Regions from separate parts of the Homo sapiens genome. Here region 1 is linked to region 2. Evidence: read pairs that join two places in POLR2A ChIA-PET (ENCODE). Cell type or tissue: B cell. All regions are shown on one strand. Each heading gives the region's core, and the rest is flanking DNA. Links, peaks and the distances in the headings are about the cores only. Region 1 holds the start of LINC01855 (long intergenic non-protein coding RNA 1855). Region 2 overlaps HSH2D (hematopoietic SH2 domain containing).

What was found. Peaks named below come from ENCODE experiments on the same cell type or tissue, not always from the same donor. Only the 100,000 strongest peaks of a DNase experiment are listed, where the experiment ranks them.
Region 1: POLR2A ChIA-PET joins it to region 2 with 13 read pairs; 18 of 35 experiments call an interaction of 5 or more read pairs at or near these places.

The regions. Positions count from the first base shown.
Region 1 is chr19:16,064,264-16,075,436 of GRCh38, forward strand. LINC01855 (long intergenic non-protein coding RNA 1855) reads left to right here and starts at 1,424. Exons shown (of 3, transcript NR_146442.1): 1 at 1,424-1,492; 2 at 1,605-1,773; 3 at 1,842-2,049. It also overlaps a transcript of TPM4 not described here. RefSeq lists enhancers at 2,576-2,870, 3,636-3,930, 6,003-6,372, 7,033-7,597, 11,116-11,173 and a silencer at 6,453-6,572. In B cell, for the core only: a CTCF peak has its summit at 6,262; DNase peaks (open chromatin) are centred at 6,408 and 9,948; H3K4me3 peaks cover 604 bases; H3K27ac peaks cover 5,243 bases.
Region 2 is chr19:16,152,220-16,163,392 of GRCh38, forward strand. It overlaps HSH2D (hematopoietic SH2 domain containing), which reads left to right. Exons shown (of 6, transcript NM_001382417.1): 3 at 333-422; 4 at 824-989; 5 at 2,180-2,272; 6 at 4,991-6,356. The coding sequence ends at 5,575. It overlaps CIB3 (calcium and integrin binding family member 3), which reads right to left. Exons shown (of 6, transcript NM_054113.4): 6 at 9,149-9,267. The coding sequence ends at 9,246. Among named protein-coding and RNA genes, the nearest start is that of HSH2D, 14 kb to the left of the region's middle. RefSeq lists enhancers at 5,758-6,047, 8,059-8,148. In B cell, for the core only: no CTCF peak of the experiment used is centred there; a DNase peak (open chromatin) is centred at 3,742; H3K4me3 peaks cover 385 bases; H3K27ac peaks cover 2,192 bases.

The DNA of each region.
Region 1 (11,173 bases), core at 2,679-10,678, 87 kb before region 2:
TGCCTCATGCTCCAGAATACACAGCCTGAACAGCTGGGGCAGGGCCCCCAGCGTCCGGGAACCCCAAATGACCCTCCCGGCCCTGACCAGGGCTCCTGGGGTGTTCCCTGGAGCTCATGCCCAGAGGGGATGTAAGTCCATTACCAAGGCTGCAGACGACACACTAAAGATGCTGATGGGGTCATGCAGCTAGTCCTAGCGCCATTCCTAGCCTGTGTCTCCCCTCCTCCGCATCAGACTCCACCTCTGGGAGCTCCCTTTGCAAGAAACCGTACCAGGGACAAGGGTCTTCCCTACAAGGCCATGAAGCACGCAGATATCTCCTGCGGGAGGAATCTCTTTCCGAGGTCGGTGGTGTCAGGCCTGGAATTAGCCACACCACCTGCGGCGAGGCTGGTCCCAGGGTCTCTGGGGACACAGCGGGGGACAGCAGGGGTGGAGAGGACATCAGGACTGACCTCTGATGACTCAGCCTGAGATAGTGAAGAGAATGAGAAATGGTGGGCATGGAGGCCTGGTTGTGGCAGAGCGGGGTGGGTGAGGGAGTCTTAGGACTTCTTGCCAGCTCGGTCCTAGAGTCAGCTGGGCCACTCACAAGCTGGGTGACTGTGGGTGAGTCACTCTGGGCCTCAGTTTCCCTATTTGTAACACAGGGAGGGGCTTATAACCGCAGCTCATTCCTGGAGTTCATTGTAAAGGCAAAGGGGCCTACGTTGCAGCTGCCTCACCTGGCTGGATGGCCTCTGACATAGAGGGCCAGCCTCAATTTCCTCCTCTGTAAAAATGGGAATAAAAGGCCAGGCACAGTGGCTCATGCCTGTAAACCCAGCACTTTAGGAGGCAAAGGTGGGTGGATCACATGAGGTCAGGAGTTGGAGTCCAGCCTGACCAACATAGCAAAACCCCGTCTCTGCTAAAAATACAAAAATTTAGCCAGGGGTGGTGGCAGGCACCTGTAGTCCCAGCTACTCGGGAGGCTGAGACAGGAGAATCACTTGAACTTGGGAGGCAGAGGTTGCAGTGAGCCAAGATCATGCCACTGCACTCCAGCTTGGGTGACAGAGCAAGACTCTGTCTCAAAAAAAAAGAGGGGAATAAAAACAGTGCCCCCCCCTCCAGCTTATGGCTCAAAGTGGGATCTGTGAGTCATCTGCTAGGCTTAGTCCATGAACAGCATTTCTTCATTATCCACCCAGGGTCCTTTCATCATGACTGACGTCCCTCGAGATGCAATTATTCTGGTCTGCTTTTGTCACAGGACGAAACTGTCTGTGTAGCATGGGGGAGGGGTGGGATAAGGGAGGAGGATGAAGAACGGAGTTGGGGAGGGGTCTGGGCTTGGCCCCCTTAACTCCGGAACACAGGGAGAAGTCAATGTCTTTAGCGCATGAAAGAAGTTCTAGAATGTTCTATTTGCTACCTTTTCAGCCCCTGCACCAACAGGGGTGAAGTTTTCACCATGACAAAGAGAAGGAAGCTGGCTTAATGAACAGTGAGGCAGCTGGGAGGGGGCAGAGGGAAGCTGGACACTCTTGGCCCGAACCTACAGTCCCCAGTGGCACTGACCACTACCCATCTCTTCCACGATCCTGTTTCCTCTACAGCCTTGGGCAGAAAACAAGGAGGCCTCCCTACCTCCACTTCATCCCACACAGGAGTCTTGATGCTGGGTGGGAGTCCAGGAGTCTGTCTAGGAATCCAGGAAGGCTTCCTAGAGGAGGAGCCATTGCATCTGGGCCTTGAAGGATGAATAGAAGTTTCCTAGGCAGCGAAGTGTGTGTGTGTGTGTGTGTGTGTGTGTGTGTGTGTTTCATTTTAACAAACACTTTCCTATCTTCTAGGGGCCAGGTACTCAGAAGACCACAGACAAGACCCAGCCCCATGGCCTGCCCCAAAGAGTTCACATCTCATAAATGATGCTTGAATAATAACAATAATAGTAACAGCTCCCACATGCTGAGTGTGCGCTGCTAGGACACAGCATGTGACAGGAATTCAGTGCCTGAATGAATGAGCCAATAAATTAAACTTTCTCTTTAAAAAAAAAAATTCTTTTTGTTTTATTCTTTTAGCTCTACTATCTAAGGAAGGAAAAAGCTTTCTGGAGTCAGCAAATCCTGCCCTTGATTGCTGGAGGGGAGAACGGAGGCATAGTAGGGTCAAGGAGATGGACGGCACAAAGGCCTGGGGGTGGGAAAACTGGAGTACAGGGGTCCAGTGTGGAGAGAGTTGGGGGCAGAGTCTTAAGCGGGGAGCTAAGGCACTAAGGCCGTCTCCTGTTCTTTGGGAACTGGGGAGCCACACCTTGATTCCCAGCACAAGAGGGAGGAAAGGAAGACCTGAGATCTAGAGAGGACAGCAGGAGCCTGCCCTGGGCTCCAAGAGTTTCAGAGATGGCCCAGATCAGTTGATTGAGTGGCCTTCTCCCTGTCATGAGCCACAAGCAGTAGAAGCCACAGGGGGGCAGAAGAGATGGAGAGATGGAGAGAGACACAGCGACAGTCACCAGAAGAGAGACAGGGGCATGGCAGAAAGAGGTGGGAGAAATCCAGGAAGGCTCCCTGGGGGTGGTGGCCGGAAATAGGGTGGAGGCCTAATCCCTGATACTAGAGAGGCAGGACCTAGAGGGGAGGAGAAAGCTTGATGCTAGGCAGGAAGTCCAAAAGTCTGTCTAGGAATCCAGGACGGCTTCCTGAAGGAGGGGCCATTGGATCTGGGCCTTGAAAGATAAATAGACGTTTCCTACATTTCCTAGGCAGAGAAAAGTGTGTGTGTGGGCGGTGGGGGAGGGGGGAAACGGGGAATTGCTCATTTTACTTAACAAGTACTTTCCCATTTTTAGGGGACCAGGTACTCAGTGGGCCACAGACAAGACCAAGGCAGAAAAGACAGGCGCCTCCCCACATTGCAGCACCGGGACCCCGAGCCCACCCACAGCCCTCTTCATTCCTCCCAACGATGGATGGGGAAACTGAGGCAGCCCAGAGCAGCCCCCACCCTAGGTCCTGCCCGGGACACGCCCACGCGGGACCTGTGTCACCAGGTTAAAAATGGAAACAGCTAGGACCTTTTTTTTTTCTTCCTTTAAGAAAATCCTAGGTCCAAATAAGGCGAGGGCTGCCGGGAGCACGGTGAGCTGGCCAAGTCCTCCTGAGCAAGCGAGTGGCGGCTGGCCCGGCCGGCCTGGGCTTGGGCCTCCTCCAAGACTCGCCTGGCAGGAGGGCGGAGGCACCCCGGGAGGCTATAAGGCCCTCTCCTCCACCCTGCCAGGCTCACTCTGCCCCACAGCCACAGCCCCTGACTGCCGCAGCCCCCACAGAGCCCGCCGCGCACCCCACGTCCCCCACGCCAGCGCCCAGCCATGGAGGCCATCAAGAAGAAAATGCAGATGCTGAAGTTGGACAAGGAGAATGCCATCGACCGCGCGGAGCAGGCGGAGGCGGATAAGAAAGCCGCTGAGGACAAGTGCAAGCAGGTGAGGTGCCCTCCGCTGGGCCGCTCCGGGCTGCTGGGAGTCCTCTCTGTGCGGAAGGCCGGGGTCTGGAGCCCAGTTGGGGGTCGCAGACACCTGCGGGAGGATAGGAGGCTGATGCTTTGGCGGAGGAAGAGCGAGGGGACCATTGCCTTCCTTGGATGGGGTCCTGGGCTGGAAGAGGGGTGACGATCGGACCCACCCCCAGCAGGGCCAGTGCGAACAAAGTGAGTTTGACAGAGAGAGAGTTGGCGGGGGAGGGAGAGTGAGAACGTTCGTGAGCGAGGTGTCGTTTGCGCTGGGAGGTTGTGTACTAGATAGGGCGGTTGGGGACATGCTGTGTGTGTGTATTTGCGTGTGTTTGAGCGTATGTGTGTGTACGTGTGTGTGTACGTGTGTGCGTGTTTGCCTCTGGTGTGTGTGTGCATGTGTGCGTGTGTGTGTGTGTGTGTGTGTGTTTGAGACAGAGTCTCGCTCTGTGGCCCAGGCTGGAGTGCAGTGGCCCAATCTCGGATCACTGCAACCTCCGCCTCCTGCGTTCAGGCGATTCTCCTGCCTCAGCCTCCGAGTAGCTGGGATTACAGGCACCCACCATCACACCCGGCTAATTTTGTATTTTTAGTAGAGACCGGATTTCGCCATGTTGGCCGGACTGGTCTCAAACTCCTGACCTCAAGTGATCCGCCCGCGTCTGCCTCCCAAAGTGCTGGGATTACAGGCATGAGCCACTGCGCCCGGCCATTTGTGTGTGTTTGAGCAATTCTCTGTGTGTGTGCGTGAGCATTTCTGTGTGTGTCTGTGTGTGTATCTGCATGTTTGAGCATTTGTGTCTGTGTGTACATGTATTGTGTATGTTTGAGCGTGTGTCTGTGTGTATCTATGTGTTTAAGCATTTCTGCACATGTCTGTGTGTGTACACATATTTGTGTGTTTGAGCAATTCTCTGTGCGTGTATCTGTATGTGTTTAAGCATTTCTGCGTGTGTGTGTACACATATTTGTGTGTGTGAGAGCAGTTCTGTGTGTGTGTGAGTGTATCTGTGTGTGTTTGAGCCTTTCTGTGTGTGCACATGTGTTGTATGTGTCTGTTTTACGTGTCTATCTGTACATGCACATATGTTTCAGCTGAAAAGAGTGCGGAGGGGTAAAGGTGACTGTGAGAATGAGTGTGTACTAGGAGAGCTGTGTGTGGGACGCTGCGTGCGGCTGTTGGAAAGTAGGTGTGAAAGAGTGTGGGTGTGTTTGTGAGCCTGTGTGTAGATGGTGGGGGTCTGTGAGGGTAGCGGGACAGGCTGACTGTGTGTGTGCTTGAGCAAACGCTGGTATGACAGTGATTGAAAGTACATGTTGATGTGGCTATGTTTGTGTTGGCATCTGTGTATCAGGGTGATGGGTTTCTGATGGCGTGTGTGTGTGCACCCACGCACATGTTTGGATGTGTGTTTCTGTTGTGTGTATTGGTGACTGTGCTTCTGTTGGGGTGTGTGTGCATGTTTAGATGAGTGTGTGTTTCTGTTGGTGTGTTTATGTGTATGAGTGTGTTTCTGTTGGTGTGTGTGAATGTGTATGGATGAGTGTGTGTTTCTGATGGGGTGTGTGTATGGTTGTGTGTTTCTATTGGTGTGTATGTGTGTGGATGAGTGTGTGTTTCTATTGGTGTGTGTGTATGAGTGTGTGTTTCTGTTGGTGTGTATGTGTGTGAATGAGTGTGTGTTTCTATTGGTGTGTGAATGTGTATGGATGAGTGTGTGTTTCTGATGGGGTGTGTGTATGATTGTGTGTTTCTATTGGTGTGTATGTGTGTTGTGTGTGGATGAGTGTGTGTTTCTATTGGTGTGTGTGTTTCTATTGGTGTGTGTGGATGAATGTGTGTTTCTGTTGCTGTGTGTGTGTGGGTGAGTGTGTGTTTCTGTTGGTGTGTGTGTGGATGAGTGTGTGTTTCTGTTGGGGTGTGTGTGTGGATAAGTGTGTGTTTTTATGGGGTTGCGTGTATGAGTGTGTTTCTATTGGGGGGTGTGTGCATGTGTGGATGAGTGTGTGTTTCGATTGGTGTGTGTGTGAATGAGTGTGTGTTTCTGTCGGGGTGAGTGTGTGTGTCAGTGACTGTTTCTGCTGGCGTGTGCATATGGATGTGAGGGGGGCTGTGCGAACCTGTGTGTGCGTGTAGGTGACACTATGCCCCTGGATCAGGAAGCCTCCACTGTGACAGAAGCCCGCTGTCTCATGGGCACCTGCCCAGGAGAATGGCACGGCATGTGTGTGTGTGTGTGTGGTGGGGGCCCAGGGCTGTGACCTGCTGCAGGGGTGACTGGGTGGGGTCTGGGGACTGGGATGGGAGTAGAGTTGAGAGTGAGTCTGAGAATCTCATTGTGTATGTGGGGGTGTCCCTGCTAAAAGCCTGGAGGCCGGGGCAGGTGGGCTGCCCGTGGTGGACGGAGGAGAGGGAGGCCATTTCCCATCTCCTGGCAGCCAAGAGCCCACACAGACCCAGAACTTTGGAGACAAGAGTCCTGGGAACCCTGGCAATGAGAATGCATTGGAGTTCCAAGGCCGTGGCCATGGTTTGGGGCAGAGCAGACAGGAGCAGTGGGTGGGAGGAAGGAAGGGAGTCCCCTCCCACAGAGCCATGTTCCCCACAATGTTTATCCACACCCCGATGTCAACTGCCAAGCCCTGGGGAGCATCCAGGTCTCCGATAAACCCTGGGAGATGCCTAGGACCATGGCACCGAGTGCCCAGCCCCACCCAGGCCAGGAGCCAGGCCAGCCCGGCAGCTAAAGGCGAAAGCTCGGAGCTCAGACTGGCCATGTTTGAGTCATGGCTCAGTCGCTAGGTGTCCCGGACGCCTGCATGAGTGAGATACGGAAGTGACAGTAGGGCCTCCCTTGCCACCCCATGACAGGATTAGAGGTGACTGTACAGGTGGAACCCTTGGCCCGGAGCCTAGCTCAGAGTAAGCACTCAATAAATGTAGGTTGATTTCCTGCCCCGCCCTACTTCCCCTTTGGGCCTCCCCAGCCCCCCGTGCCCCAGGGCTGCCCTAAGAGTATGTGGCACATTCGTGCAGGCCAAGCCCCACCCCAGTGTTCCCTGCCACAAGCTCTCTCCGCCTTCTCTGTGCCCCTCCCTGGCAAACACAGACATTCATCCTGTGCTGGGCCAGCTTCTAGCCATCATTTAGCCCTCACCATGAGGGACTTAGCCAGAGATTCGGAGAGAAACAAGTTTATAGCACTAATTCTTACTAAGGTGTGAGTGGCTATCTCCCAGGACAGCCACAAGTTCAAAAAGGAAGAATCCTCAAAGCCTCCAGCCAGCTGCGTGGCCAAGGAGGTTATGCCTTTTTTGTCCCACAAAGATGCCCACTGGAGTAGACTTGGGCTCAAAGCAAGTCTACACAGACTAGCTTTCAGGCAAACCTCCATAGACTAGCACATACTTTGTGTATATCAGTCTTTAAATGTATTTTTATTTTTTAGAGATGGGGGTCTCACTCTGTTGCCCAGGCTGGAGTGCAGTGGTGCAATCACAGCTTACTGCAGCCTCAAACTCCTAGGGCTCAAGCGATCCTCCCACCTCAGCCTCCCCAGTGGAGGTGCACACCTCCACGCCCAGCTAGTTATTTTATTTTTAGTAGAGACAGGGTCTCACTATTGCCCAGGCTAGTCTTGAACTCCTGGGCTCAAGTGATCCTTCCACCTCAACCTCCCAAAGTGCTGGGATCACAGACTTGAGCCACGGAGCCTGGTCTTTGTGACTCTCCTAGCTTCATGACTGAGGACACGTTCCTGCACATTTCTGAGCCCTCAGTGTCCTCATCTGTGAAATGGGAACACGTGAGGCCTTCTGAAGTTCAGGTGTGGAACTCAAGATCCCAGAATTCCGAAGCAGAAGCCAGCGCCCCACAGGAGCTAACGGCCAGTCCTGCTGGGGAATAGAGGCACTTAGAGCGCCTGACGCTGCAGGAGGCCAGAGAGAGCAGCTCTCGGGCCAGCCTGATCCCAGCAGCCAAGCACTGATTTCTGGCCCTGCTTACCCAGTGTGGGAAAAGGACAAAGAGGCCCAGCCCGGCCGCTTCCTGCCCACTCCCCTCCCAGGGCAGCAACATCCTCCACCACTGGCCTTTGACCCCACATCCTGCCTCAGCCCTGCCCCAAGGCCCCATTTGCAGGGACTAAGGTAATCCTATGACAGATAGGGAAACTGAGGCTCACAGAGGGACAATGACGGGCACGCGCCACCAGGCCCGGCTAATTTTTGTATTTTTAGTAAAGACGGGGTTTCACCATGTTGGTCTGGCTGGTCTCAAACTCCTGACCTCGTGATCCGCCCGCCTCGGCCTCCCGTAGTGCTGGAATTACAGGCGTGAGCCACTGCGCCCAGCTCTCATTTATTTTTTATCCTCACTGCCTACCACTGAAGGGTTTGGGGTTGTGTCTTCGATTCATCCCAAACACTTCCTACAGTGTTCTAATGCTGGGGCCCATAGTGGCCTCAGTCCCAGAACTGACCCTCAAGAAACTCCAAGCTGAGGGAGACAGACCATGAATACCTCCAGCTCAGAGGTCAGGGCCGGACCAGAGGGAGGGACAGAGGCTGGGACAGCTGTAGGCGTGGCGAAAGCTCTGCTCAGGGCAGCAGAGCAGGCCACCAGGGTTGGGGAGCCTTGGGACTGAGCATGGAGGGACGGTAGATGCCCTCCCAGTGAAAAGTAGAAAGTCATTCTTAGCAGTGGGTCCAGCATGGTCTAGAAGTCAAGCAAACCAGCTTTGGAATCAGACTAACAAAGATTCAAATCCCCCATCTGTGTGGCATCAGGCAAGTCCCTTCCCCTTTCAGAGACTCAGTTTGCCCTTCTGTAGTATGGGGCTTCCCTGAGACAATATTTGTAACACGCCCTGGCCAGGCATAGTGGCTCACACCTGTAATCCCAGCACTTCAGGAGGCTGAGGTGGGGGATCACCTGAGGTCAGGAGTTCGAGACCAGCCTGGCAAAACCCTGTCTCTACAAAAAATACAAAAATTAACTGGGCTTGGTGGCATGAGCCTGTAATCCCAGCTACTAGGGAGGTTGAGGCAGGAGAAGCACTTGAGCCAGGGAGGTGGAAGTTGCAGTGAGCTGAGATCCAGCCACTACACTCCAGCCTAGGCAACAGAGCAAGACTCTGTCTCAAAAAATATATCAAAACAAATTGTAACACGCCCAACACATTCTAAATGCCAGATAGCCCCCTGTCGGCCTTATCCCTGTCCTCACATGTTCTTGCCCAAACATTTCCCCCAAAAAAGTAGTCAAAACCCCAAACCAAACAAAAAAACCCCAAACCAGCCAGGTGGGGTGGCTCATGCCTGTTGTCCCAGCTACTCGGGAGGCTGAAGTGGGAGGATCCCTTGAGCCCAGGAGTTCGAGACCAGCCTGGATAACACAGCGAGATCCTATCTCAAAAAAACAAAAACAAAAACAAAACAAAACACCCAAACCATCTTCATACCCTGATGAGTCCATGCTGTCAGATTTGCTCTCACTCTTCCTACATGTTAGGAGAGTCCTGTGTTGGGCACACAGTTGGCACCCAATAAATGCTGTGATCCACAGATCTGGAAGGAAGTCAGGTGGATGCTGTAGGTCAGGGTTGACCTATGAAACGTCTTTAAGGAAACTGGCTCATTTTCTCAGTCAAGGCAGAAGTTCAAAAGCAGCTGCCGGAATGCTCAGAGACCAGCATGTCAAGGTTTCTGTTCTGCAGATGGAGAATCTGAGGCCAGAAAAGGGGACGGGGGTCGCAGAGCTTGGATTTGGAGTCAGGCTTCCAGGCTCCCCACCCGGAGGTCAAGGTCAGGCCCTATAGACTCTGACCCTGCCCTGATCAGCTGGCCACCCTGGATTGGGCCCTGTCATCTCCCCATAGCTTGGGATGCTCCTGAGGACTTCAGACAGGATAGCCCTCCCTGCTCTCTGTCACATCTCAGCTAGAGACCCTTGCAGGTCACCTCAGTGACATCAGCTGAACCTCCAGCTGCCAGCCTCCACCCCATCCTCCAGCTGACACCCAGCAGGCCGCAAGATGGGAAGCCTGGAGTTCACACTTTCCAGCTACTCAGGAGGCTGAGGCGGGAGGATCGCTTGAGCCGAGGAGGTCAAGGCTGCAGTAAGCTATGATCACACCACTGCACTCCAGCCTGGGAGACACAGGAAGACCATGTAAAAAAAAAAAAAAAAAAAAAACGCAAAAAAAAAAAATAATGCACACACACACACAGCAAGATCAGGTTAAAAAAAAAAAAGGCAAAAAAAAAACATACACACACACACACATATGGGGCACCTGGTACATTTTGCACATCCACTCAGGGGTGAGCACGTAGCCCAGACAGGATTCAGAGCTCAGTCTAGAAGCCACGGGCACAGCAGCTTTTTTAACATACCCTCTTCAAGAAAAAAAAGAAGAGAAGCAAGTCAGAGAGGGAGGAAGGGAAGCTGGCCTAGTGTGAGGAACAGGGCCAAGGGCTTTGTCTTTGTCAGCTCAGGCAGTTATAACAAAACACCATAGACTGGGTAGCTTCAGTAATAGACATTTATTGTTTACAGTCTGGAGGCTAGATGTCCAAGATCAAGATGCTGGCAGATTAAATGTCTGGTGAGCGCTCTCTAGCTAGCTTGCAGACAGCCACCTTCTTGCTGTGTCCTCACATTGGAAGAGGATAACCAAGTTCTGGCCTCTTCTCATAAGGGCCTTAATCCCATCATGGTGGGTCAACCCTCATGACCTCACCCAAACCTCATCATCTTCCAAAGGCCCCATCACCAATTACCATCACATGGAGATGAGGGCTTCAACACATGAATTGGAGAGGGGGCAAAAGCAAGCATTCAGTTCATTATAGGCTTATATTCCAGAAGACCTGGGCTCAAACCCTGTGCTGTGTGACCTGGGGAAAGTCATCCCACCTCTCTGAGCCTCCTGCTGTGGGGAGGAAGCAGGAGAATGAAGCTGGGCTCAGTGGGGGCTGTCTGCCCACCCTGGGAGCAGGAACAAGATCAGTGTCAAACCATCTAAGGCAAAAGTCAGATCCAAGCCAGGTGTGGCGACTCACGCCTGCAATCCCAGCAATTTGGGAGGCCGAGGCGGGCAGATCACTTGAGGTCAGGAGTTTGAGACCTGCCTGGCCAATATTGCAAAACCCTGTCTCTACTGAAAATACAAAAATTAGTCAGTCGTGGTGGTGTGCACCTGTAGTACCAGCTACCGGGGAGGTTGAGGCAGGAGAATCACTTGAACCCAGGAGGCGGAGGTTGCAGTGAGCTGAGATCGTGCCACTGCACTCCAGCCTTGGTGACAGAGCGAGACTCTCAAAAAAAAAAGTCAGATCCAGGCATGAGCTGGATATGATCACCCTAATCCAGAGTTGGGGGCCCAGGGAGGGAGTTTCAGCCTGGAGGTGACAGAAAAGTCTTCTTGAGCCAACTCTAGACCGGTGTGGTGGGGGGTGACAAAGAGAGGTGATGGGGTCTGTGGTTTGTAATCCATAGGCCTGAGCTTCTCAAACTAGGAGTGATGGGAGGATAGGACTCTTGGGATAAACAGAGGACTGAAAATTTAGGGAAAGTAGGGGACATTTTTATTAAAATGAACATGGCCTATATGCAAAAATTTTAAAGATTTAACCCGAGCCTTCAAAGAAAGTGATCCTGTAGGGGCGA
Region 2 (11,173 bases), core at 2,195-10,194:
ATCCTGGCTAACACAGTGAAACCCCATCTCTACTAAAATATACAAAAAATTAGCCGGGCGTGGTGGCTGGCGCCTGTGGTCCCAGCTACTTGGGAGGCTGAGGCAGGAGAATGGCGTGAATCCGGGAGGCGGAGCTTGCAGTAAGTTGAGATCGCGCCACTGCACTCCAGCCGGGGGGACAGAGCGAGACTCTGTCTCAAAAAAAAAAAAAAGGAAAAAAGAAAAATGAAAACTACCAGCCTTCTCCATGAATGATCCCATGGCCCCAGGAGTCTAACTGGTACGTGGGGCGGCTGGACTGTTTCATTTCCTTTCTGTGTGTGCCCTTCCAGGGATGCTGAGAACTTGCTGGAGTCACAGCCACTGGGATCCTTTCTCATCAGGGTCAGTCACAGCCATGTGGGCTACACACTCTCCTACAAGTAAGGCCTGGGCCGGGATCCAGGGCAGGGGCAGGTGGGCTCTTGGGTTTCCTTGGAGGGGGCAAGGGGTGCTTCATGTCATAGCTTCTCAGAAAGCAGCAGTAACTGAGGCTGTGGATCTGAGAACGGGAGCTGCTAGCCAAGCAATGAGTGAAGCTTTTGTCCGTAGTGGCATGTTTTATCTGAGGCCAGCCTTTGTACTCCTGTGTTATAAATGGGGGAAACTGAGGCACAGCGAGGTTAGTAACCTGCTGGGTGTTGCATGGCCAGTGAGTGAAGAAGCCTGCATGGGAACCTGGGGTAGTCTGGCTGTAGCAGTGACGCTGCCGGCCCAAGGGCTGGGGACTTGGGGCAGGGATGAGGGGGAGTAGGATGTCCCAGCCCCCGCAGTGTCTCCGCAGAGCCCAAAGCAGCTGCTGCCATTTCATGGTGAAGCTCTTGGATGATGGGACTTTCATGATCCCCGGGGAGAAGGTGGCCCACACCTCGCTGGACGCCCTGGTCACCTTCCACCAGCAGAAGCCAATTGAGCCGCGCAGGGAGCTGCTGACACAGCCCTGCAGGCAGGTGAGGGCGGGGACCCACAAGGTTCACAGCCATTTCCTTGGGGCCAAGCCCCCCAGACCCCTTTGTTTCCCACGCCCCCATCAGCTCCTCTTGATTCTGTCACTCTCATGGTCCTTGGCCCCTCCGGCCCCACCCCAGTAGTCCCTCTGCCCCCCACAGCGGTCTCCGTTGTGGTTCCTGCTTCCCCATGGCTCCGCCCTCCAGGCCCATGTCAACAGGCTGATTTTTTATAAGGGTTCATGTGCCAGGTATAATCTTGGCTCATCTGAAGGAATGACATCTTTCCTTAGAAGGCTCGGTGGGCGTGGCCTGGCTCCCAATACGCTTTCCTTAGAAGGCTCAGTGGGTGTGGCCTGGCTCCCAATAAACTGCTGTGGGTGGAGCATCTTTCCTTAGAAGGCTCAGTGGGTGTGGCCTGGCTCCCAATAAACTGCTGTGGGTGGAGCATCTTTCCTTAGAAGCTCGGTGGGCGTGGCCTGGCTCCCAATACGCTTTCCTTAGAAGGCTCAGTGGGTGGCCTGGCTCCCAATAAACTGCTGTGGGCAGGGCATGTTTCCTTAGAAGGCCCAGTGGGCGTGGCCTAGCCCCTAAGAAACTGCTGAGGGGGGTTATCTCTCCTTAGAAGGCTCAGTGGGTGTGGCCTAGCTCCCAATAAACTGCTGTGGGCGGGGCATCTTTCCTTAGAAGGCTCAGTGGGTGTTGCCTAGTCCCCAAGAAACTGCTGTGGGCAGGGCATCTTTCCTTATAGGGCTTGGTGTGCCTGGCCTAGCTCCCAAGAAATTGTGGTAGGTGGGGCATCTTTCCTTAGAAGGCTCAGTGGGTGTGGCCTAGCTCCCAAGAAACTGCTGTGGGTGGGGCATCTTTCCTTATAGGACTCAGTGGGCCTGACCTAGCGCCCAAGAAACTGTTGTGGGCGGGGCATCTTTCCTTAGAAGGCTCAGTGGGTGTGGCCTAGCTCCCAAGAACGTGCTATGGGCGGGGCATCTTTCTTTAGAAGGCTCAGTGGGTGTGTCCCAATCCCTAAGAAATGGCTGTGGGTGGGGCATATTTTCTTATAACGCTTAGTGGGCGTGGCCTAGGTACTAAGAAACTGCTATTCAAGGGATGGTCCCTGAGACCTGCCTTCCAGGGTCCGTGCAGGACCTTTCCCCCTCCCTAGTGCTGAGCTACAGGCCCCTTCCGCCCTGCAGAAGGATCCCGCAAACGTGGATTACGAGGATCTCTTCCTCTACTCCAACGCAGTGGCCGAGGAAGCTGCCTGCCCGGTGTCTGCCCCTGAGGAGGTATGTATATGACAGGAGGCTGGCACCTCCCACCTGGCTGAGGGGCAGGAGTGGAGGTGGTCAACAGCTTCCAGAGGAGGCTCCTTCTAGAATGAGAATGCGATCCTACAGCTTGGTGCTTTAAACCTTTCCAGTGCTTTTGCAACACCGAGATTAAAATTCAAACTACAATCTGAGGTCCTCTTTCTGCCTGTCACCTACCCAGCGCCAGCCCTGCTGCCATACCGTCTGTTGTTCAGACACACCAAGCTAGCCTCGGGGTCTCTGCGTGTGCCGGCCCCACCTCAGGTCCTTTGCACAAACTGTGTGCCCTGCCCCTAGATTTCCCATGTCTTCATTCATTTCTCCTTCAAGTGCCTCCTTCCCCAGGCCCCAGACCTAAAGCAACACCTTCTGGATTCTCCTTCACATTACCCTGTTTATTCACTGCAGCGGACTTCCCAAAAGTGTTCCTCAAAATCCTATTTACTTATGGGTTTACATGCTCCCTGGCTGCCTTTCCAGTCAGACTGTGAGCTCTGAGAGACTGGAGACTCCATCTGGCTTGTTTGCCTTTGCTTCTCCCACCCCTCTGAAAGGACCTGCCATATTGAAGGTGCTTAACTAATGAATCTGTGGAGTAGATGAATGAATGTATCACAGCATCTTGGGGTTTGGGAGACCTTTAGGCACCCCTAGGTTGAAGTCTAAGTGCTCTCCAAGCCCCCTGCCCAGCAGGGGAAGTTATGACAGTGGTACAAATGAAACAGGCTGGTGTGATGGACATCAGTGGAGGTGGGGGGTGCAAGTGGGGGAAGGCAGTCAGGGAAGGCTTCCTAGAGGAGGTGGCTTATAGCTGAGATCTGCAAGGTGAGGAGGAGCCAGTCATACACACAGACACAGGGAGGACATTCCAGGCAGCGGGAATGGCACTTGCAAAAGTCCTGGGGCTTGGTGTGTTTGGAAAACAGAACAAAAAAAGCCAGCATATAGATGGATTGGGGTTAGTGAGAGAGAGATTGTCAGAAGTTGAAGCCCCAGGGTCAGGAAGGGCCAATAGTGCAGGGCCTTGGAGCCAAGGTGAGGAGCTGGGATTCTAGTCCAGTTGCACCAGGGAGGAGCCAAAGGAGAGTGTATGCATGGGAGGACTTTTTTTTTTTTTTTTTTTGAGACGGAGTCTTGCTTTGTCGACCAAGCTGGAGTGGAATGGCACAGTCTAGGCTCGCTGCAACCTCCGCCTCCCAGGTTCAAGCGATTCTCCTGCCTCAGCCTCCTGAGTAGCTGGGACTACAGGTGCGTGCTAATTTTTGTATTTTTAGTAGAGACGGGGTTTCACCATGTTGGCCAGACTGGTCTCAAACCCCTGACCTCATGATCCGCTCACCTCGGCCTCCCAAAGTGCTGGGATTATAGGCGTGAGCTACCACACCTGGCCGGAACTGGTGGTTTTAAATGTTTCCTGTGGCTACTGGCTGCAGAAGGGGCTTTCCTGGGCACTGGTGGAGATGGAAAGAAGGAGGAAGTGAGGTGGGGGTGGAGGACAGTGTCAAGGTGGGAGGGACAAAAATGAGAGCCCAGGTGTGGAAAGAAACATGGATATTTGGTCTGCGTAGTGGCTCACACCTGTATTCCCAGTGCTTTGGGAGGCTGAGAGGAGAGGATTGCTTGAGGCCAGGACTTTGAGACCAGCCTGGGCAACACAGCAAGCCCGTCTCCACAAAAAATAAAAAAATTAGCCAGGCATGGTGGCGCACGCCTGTAGTCAGCTACTCTGGGGGCTGAGGTGGGAGGATTGCTTGAGCCTGGGAGGTCGAGGCTGCAGTGAGCCATGATTGCACCACTGCACTCCAGCCTGGGTGACAAAGCAAGACCCTCTCAAAAAAAAAAAAGATTTGTAGAGATGGGGTCTCACTACATTGCCCAGGCAGGTCTCAAACTCCTGGCCTCAAAAAATCCTCCTGCCTCAGCCTTCCAAAGCACTGGGATTACAGGCATGAGCTATCACACCTGGCCCCACATTTTTGTAAAGATAGTATTTTGTAACCTGTGAAAATCAGATAAAATTCATATTTCCATGTTTATCAATAAAGCTATATTAGAACCCAGGCACGCTCATTGGTTCACGTGTGACCTCTGGCATCCGCTACAACAGCAGAGCTACATAATTGAGACGGATGGTACAGCCTGCAAAGTTGAAATATTTACTCTCTGACTCTTTGTAAAAGAAGTTTGCCAGGCCAGGTGCGGTGGCTCTCATCTGTAATCCCAGCACTCTGGGAGGCCGAGGTGGGTGGATCACCTGAGGTAAGGAGTTCAAGACCACCAGGGCCAACATGGTGAAACCATGTCTCTACTGAAAATACAAAAATTAGCCAGGCGTGGTGGTGTGCTTTTGGTTCTAGCTACTTGGGAGGCTGAGGCAGGAGAATCGCTTGAACCCAGGAGGTGGAGGTTGCAGTGAGCCGAGATTGTGCCACTGCACTCCAGACTGGGCGACAGAGTGAAACTCCATCTCAAAAAAAAAAAAAGGAAGAAGAACAAGTTTGCCAACCCCTGGGGGAGACAGTGAAGCCATTTACTGAGACGAGAAAGATGGGGCATGGGATCAGGTTTGGGGGTTCACACGGGGACGTTTCTCAGCCACAGGGTGTCTGGGTGGAACCCAGGCTCCAATTTCTGGGACAGACATGGTGCTCTGGTGGGCAAGCTGCCCCAGGCCTCCCCTACTCTCATTTTCAGGCCTCCCCAAAGCCAGTCCTGTGTCACCAATCAAAGGAAAGGAAGCCGTCAGCAGAGATGAACAGAATAACCACCAAGGAAGCCACTTCCTCCTGCCCCCCAAAATCCCCTCTTGGAGAGACCCGCCAGAAACTCTGGAGGAGCCTCAAAATGCTCCCCGAGAGAGGCCAGAGGGTCCGGCAGCAGCTAAAAAGCCACCTCGCCACTGTGAACTTGTCGTCACTCTTGGATGTCCGGAGATCCACGGTGATCTCAGGCCCTGGGACCGGAAAAGGCAGCCAAGATCACTCAGGGGATCCCACCTCGGGGGACAGAGGCTACACGGATCCCTGTGTGGCCACATCTCTCAAAAGCCCCTCACAGCCCCAGGCACCAAAAGACAGAAAGGTCCCCACCAGGAAGGCCGAGAGGTCGGTCAGCTGCATTGAGGTGACCCCAGGGGACAGGAGTTGGCACCAAATGGTAGTGAGAGCCCTATCCTCCCAGGAGTCCAAGCCAGAGCACCAGGGCTTGGCAGAGCCTGAGAACGACCAGCTCCCGGAGGAGTACCAACAACCGCCACCCTTTGCCCCTGGGTACTGCTAGAGAACAGGTCCACCCTGGCTCTGGGACTCGCTGCCAGGGGCTGCCACACTCCTGAATGCCTTAACATTTCTTCCATGGCCCCACACCATGGCATCCGGGGGTCTTCGGGAACCCGGGAAATGGAATAAAGATGTTTTTGGGGTCTGTTCCTGCACTCACCCATGGGGTGAGCTGGTTATTTTAGCAACAATCATCAGAGTGACGCTGATGGTTTGGGGCACCAGCTATACATCAGCCCCAGTGCCAGACCTTCTATTCATTATTTTACGCCTCAGAGCAAGGCCCTCAGGGAGGGTCATCCTCCATGTTTTGAAGAAGAGACTGAGGTTCAGAGAGGATAAGAGGCGTGACCAAGGCCACAGAGCTATGGGTGTCAGCACCAGGATTTGAAGCCAGGTGAATCCGAGCCCTTTTCCCATATCATCTGTTTGTTCTGTTGTCTAAAAGCACACTGCAAGCCGGGCTCAGTGGCTCATGCCTGTAGTCCCAGCACTCTGTGGGGCCGAGGCAGGCAGATCGCTTGAGGTCAGGAGTTCGAGACCAGCCTGGCCAACATGGTGAAACCCCGTCTATACTAAAAAATTCAAAAATTACCCGGACGTGGTGGCGCATGCCTGTAATCCCAGCTACTTGGGAGCCTGAGGCGGGAGAATTGCTTGAACCCGGGAGGCAGAGGTTGCAGTGAGCCGAGATCGCATCACTGCAGTCCAGCCTGGATGACAGAGTGAGACTCCATCTCAAAAAATAAATAAATAAATAAAAATGAAATTAAAAAATAAAAGCACGCTGCAGGGTCTCTCTCCAACCGGAGCTTCGTCCAGGCTCAACTCCGAGTGTGTCCCCAGCGGCACCATTGGCTGTTCATGCCTTCCTCCTGGGGTTTTCATGCAGATGAAGGAGACGAGTTGTGTTGAGGGCCTGGTGTGCAGTAGGCACTTGGACATCATCAGTGTTGGCTTCAGGAGAAGCACATGAGCGTCTTTCCTTTAAAAAGGGAAGAGGCAGCCGGGCGTGGTGGCTCACACCTGTAATCCCAGCACTTTGGGAGGTCGAGGCAGGTGGATCATGAGGTCAGGAGATTGAGACCATCCTGGCTAACACGGTGAAACCCCGTCTCTACTAAAAATACAAAAAATTAGCCAGGTGTGGTGGCGGGCACCTTTAGTCCCAGCTACTCGGGAGGCTGAGGCAGGAGAATGGCGTGAACCCAGGAGGCGGAGCTTGCAGTGAGCCAAGATCATACCACTGCACTCCAGCTTGAGTGACAGAGTGAAGAGTCTGTCTCAAAAAAAAAAAAGGGAAGAGGCAGCCGTGTGTGGTGGCTCATGCCTGTAATCCCAGCACTTGAGGAGGGTGGGAGGTGGGAGGATTGCTCAAGCCCAGGATTTCAAGACCAGCCTGGGCAACATGGCAAGGCCTCGTATCTACAAAAATTCAAAAAATTAGCCAGGTGTAGTGGCACACACCTGTAGTCCCAGCTATTTGGGAGGCTGAGACGGGAGGATCATCTGACCCCAGGAGTTCAAGGCTGCAGTGAGTCATGATCACCCCACTTCAGCCTGAGCAACAGAGAGAGACCTTGTCTCAGAAAAGAAAAAAAAAAAAAAGAAAGAAAAAGCTGGCCGGACGCAGTGGCTCACACCTCTAATCCCAGCACTTTGGGAGGCCAAGGCAGGTGGATCACCTGAGGTCAGGAGTTCAAAACCAGCCTGGCCAACATGGTGAAACCCCGTCTCTACTAAAAACTACAAAAATTAGCCAGGCATGGTGGCTTGCGCCTGTAATCCCAGCTACTCAGGAGACTGAGGCAGGAGAATCGCTTGAACCTGGGAGGCGGAGGTTGCAGTGAGCCAAGACCAAGCCACTGCACTCCAGCCTGGGTGACAGAGCAAGACTCCAGACTGGGTGACAGAGCAAGACTCCATCTCAAAAAAAAAAAAGGCTGGGGACGGAGGAGGCATCACAGGGCCATGATGGTGGAGGGCTCTGGAGGGAATCCTAGGTTGTGGGGCTGTGTGACCTTTGGCAAGTCTAGACATCTCTGGGCCTACTTTCTTACCTGGAAAATGAGAAGAGCAGTCCCTCTTCAGGATGAACTGGCAGAATGCATGTAAAACCTGGGACTTTGGTGCACAGTAGGTGTTTTTCTTTTTTTTTCTTTTTCTTTGAGACGGAGGAGTTTTGGTCTGTCGCCCAGGCTGGAGTGCAGTGGTTCGACCTCGGTCCACTGCAACCTCTGCCTCCTGGTTCAATTGATTCTCCTGCCTCAGCCTCCTGAGTAGCTGGGACTACAGGAATGCACCACCACATCCAGTTACTTTTTGTATTTTTGGTAGAGACAGGGTTTCACCATGCTGCCCAGGCTGGTCTCGAATTGCTGGGCTCAGGCGATCTACCCGCCTCAGCCTCCCAAAGTGTTGGGATTACAGGCGTGAGCCACTGTGCCTGGCTCCTTTTTTTTTTTTTTTTTGGACAGAGTCTCGCTCTATTGCCCAGGCTGGAGTGCAGTAGCACGATCTCTGGTCACTACAACTTCCCTTTCCTGGGCTCAAGCGATCCTCCCACCTCAGCCTCCCAAGTAGCTGGGACTACAGGCATGCACCACCACACCCAGCTAATTTTTGTATTTTTGGTAGAGACAGGGTTTCACCACGTTGCTGAGGCTGGTCTCAAATTCTTGGGCTCAGACAATCTGCCCACCTTGGCCTCCCAAATGCTGGGGTTACAGGCTTGAGCCACCGTGCCCAGCCCAGTAGCTGCTTAATTTATTAGCGGGTTAAGATGGGAGTGAGCTCTCTAGACATGACATACTGTACAATGGAGGTGTCTGGGAAGGTCCCTAGGGGCTGGTCTTGGTTGCAGGAGTGACTACTCCTTGGACTGACTGGGGCATAGATGGGGGCCCTGGGGCAACCCCAGGTGGAGGGGGTGTGGGGTTCCCCAAATGTACAAGGTTCAGACATCTGGGATCTGGTATGAGGTGCACCTGGGTTCAAGCCCGCCCCTGCAAATGACTTGTGGGGTGGCCTTAGGCAAGTCACTCTGCTCCCTCCAAATGAGGGCATGATCCTCGGCCAACTCTGCAGGGATGTTATAGGGGGTCAGTGTCACGTTAGGGGGCAGATGCATCATAAACTGTAAAGTGCAGCAGCCACCTCAGTGAATGACATTTCCACCCCTCCCAATCAGTGGTCTCCTCTTGGCAGCTCTAATGAGTCAGCCCGGGAGGAAAAGTTTCAATCCCTTTGATGACTCAGGGTTTGAGGGATAAAAAGAAACTTGAGTAGTGAAGGGTGAGGTTTGGCCTTCAGAGTGGGAACCCTGGGGTAGGACAGCACGGGCCCGATCTCCCCACCACCTCACCTCCGCCACGGACACCCACAACAAGGCATTTCCAGCCTTCACAGTGAAGACGATCTAGGAGTCACCCCTTCCTTGTACAAACAGGGAGATCGTGGCCCAGAGAGGGTGTGGCCACACTCAGGGTCACACAGCAAAGTCAAAGATAAAATTCTACGCCGCCTCCCTCCCATCTTCCAGTTTTAAGGTGGAAAAATGTGTCCTCCCAGCAGGTGTGACTCAGTGACTTGTGTTTATTCTCAGAAACCAGAGTCCACAGCGGGTGAGGGGTCACCCCGCCCTCCTATAGCTCGGCTCCTCTGTGGTGCCATCAGATTCGGATGTGGAAGGTGCTGTGTGCAGAGAGAAAAGGAGTCAAGGCCTTCAAGGAGTGGACAACCCCTTTTCCTCCTCCCCCTCAACACGCTCACGGCAAGTCCCTGGGACAGGCAGGAAGGATGCCACATGGACCCCTCAAACAACCCTAGGCCGGGAGACCCCTACAGGGGCTGAGAGCACATGCCTTTAATTTTTTAATTCTTTTTTTTTTTTTTTTTTTTTTGAGATGGGGTCTTGCTCTGTCTCCCAGGCTGTAGTGCAGTGGTGTGATCTTGGCTCACTGCAACCTCTGCCTCCTGGGTTCAAGTGATTCTCATGCCTCAGCCTCCCGAGTAGCTAGGATTACAGGTGCATGATACCACGCCCAGTTAATTTTTCTATTTTCAGTAGAAACGGAGTTTCTCAACTTGCTTTGTTGCCCAGGCTGGTCTGGAACTCCTGTGCTCAAGCGATCCACCCACCTTAGCTTCCCAAAGTGCTAGGATTACAGGCATGAATCACCACATCCTGCCATATGATATAAAGTTTCAAATAGCTAGAAGAAGGATACTGAATGTTCTCAACACAAATAAATGATACATGTTTGAGATGATGGATATGCTAATGACCCTGATCTGCTCATCATACATTATATGTATCGAAACCATTATGTGGCCTGGTGCAGTGACTCACCCCTGTAATCTCAGGACTTTGGGAGGCCAAGGCAGGAGGATCAGTTGAGGCCAGGAGTTTGAGAACAGCCTGGGCAACAAGGCAAGACCTTGTCTCCACAAAAAAAAAAAAAAAAAAAAAAAGTTTTTAGTTAGCTAGGCGTGGTGGTGTGTGCCCGTACTCCCAGCTACTCAGGAGGCTGAGGTGGGAGGATTGCTCTTGAGCCCAGGAGGTAGAGGCTGCAGTGAGCTATGATTGTGCCACTGCACTCCAGCCTGGGCAACAAAGTGAGACCCTGTCTCAACATTTTCAGCACTGCCTCAGCTTATAGATAAAAACAAAAACAGGCCGGGCATGACGGCTCACGCCTGTAATCCCAGCACTTTGGGAGGCCAAGATGGACAGATCACCTGAGGTCAGGAGTTCAAGACCAGCCTGGCCAACATGGCGAAACCTTATCTCTACTAAAAAAATACAAAAATTAACCGGGCGTGGTGGCGGGCGCCTGTAATTCCAGATACTCGGGAGGCTGAGGCAGGGAGAAGTGCTTGAACCTGCGAGGTGGAGGTTGCTGTGAGCCGAGATCGTGCCACTGCACTCCATCCTGGGTGACAGAGCGAGACTCCATCTCAAAAAAATAAAATAAAATAAATTAATTAATTAATAAAATAAAACAAACAAAATTAGCCAGGCACAGTGGCACGTACCTGTAGTCCCAGCTACTTGGTTTATTCTTATTTTATTTCTTTTTTCTTTTCTTTTCTTTTTTTTTTTTTTTTTTTTTTGAGACAGAGTCTCGCTCAAGCTGGAGTACAGTGGCGCAATCGTGGCTCACTGCAAACCTCCACCTCCCAGGTTCGGGTTCAAGTTACTCTCCTGCCTCAGCCTCCCGAGTAGCTGGGACTAGAGGTGTGCCCCACCATGCCCAGGCTAATTTTTGTATTTTTAGTAGAGACTACTGCCTCAGCCTCCTAAAATGCTGGGATTACAGGTGTGAGCCACTGCGCTCGGCCCCGTAGTCCCAGCTACTTAGGAAGCTGAGGTGGGAGGATCTCTTGAGCCGAGGAGTTAGAGGCTGCAGTGAGCCGATTGCACCATGCACTGCAGTCTGGGTCACTGAGTGAGACCCTGTCTCAAAACAAACAAACGGGCTGGGCGTGGTGGCTCACGCTTGTACTCCCAGCAGTCTGGGAGGCCACAGTAGGTGAATCACTTGAGGTCAGGAGTTCAAGACCAGCCTGGCCAACATGACAAAACCCTGTCTCTACT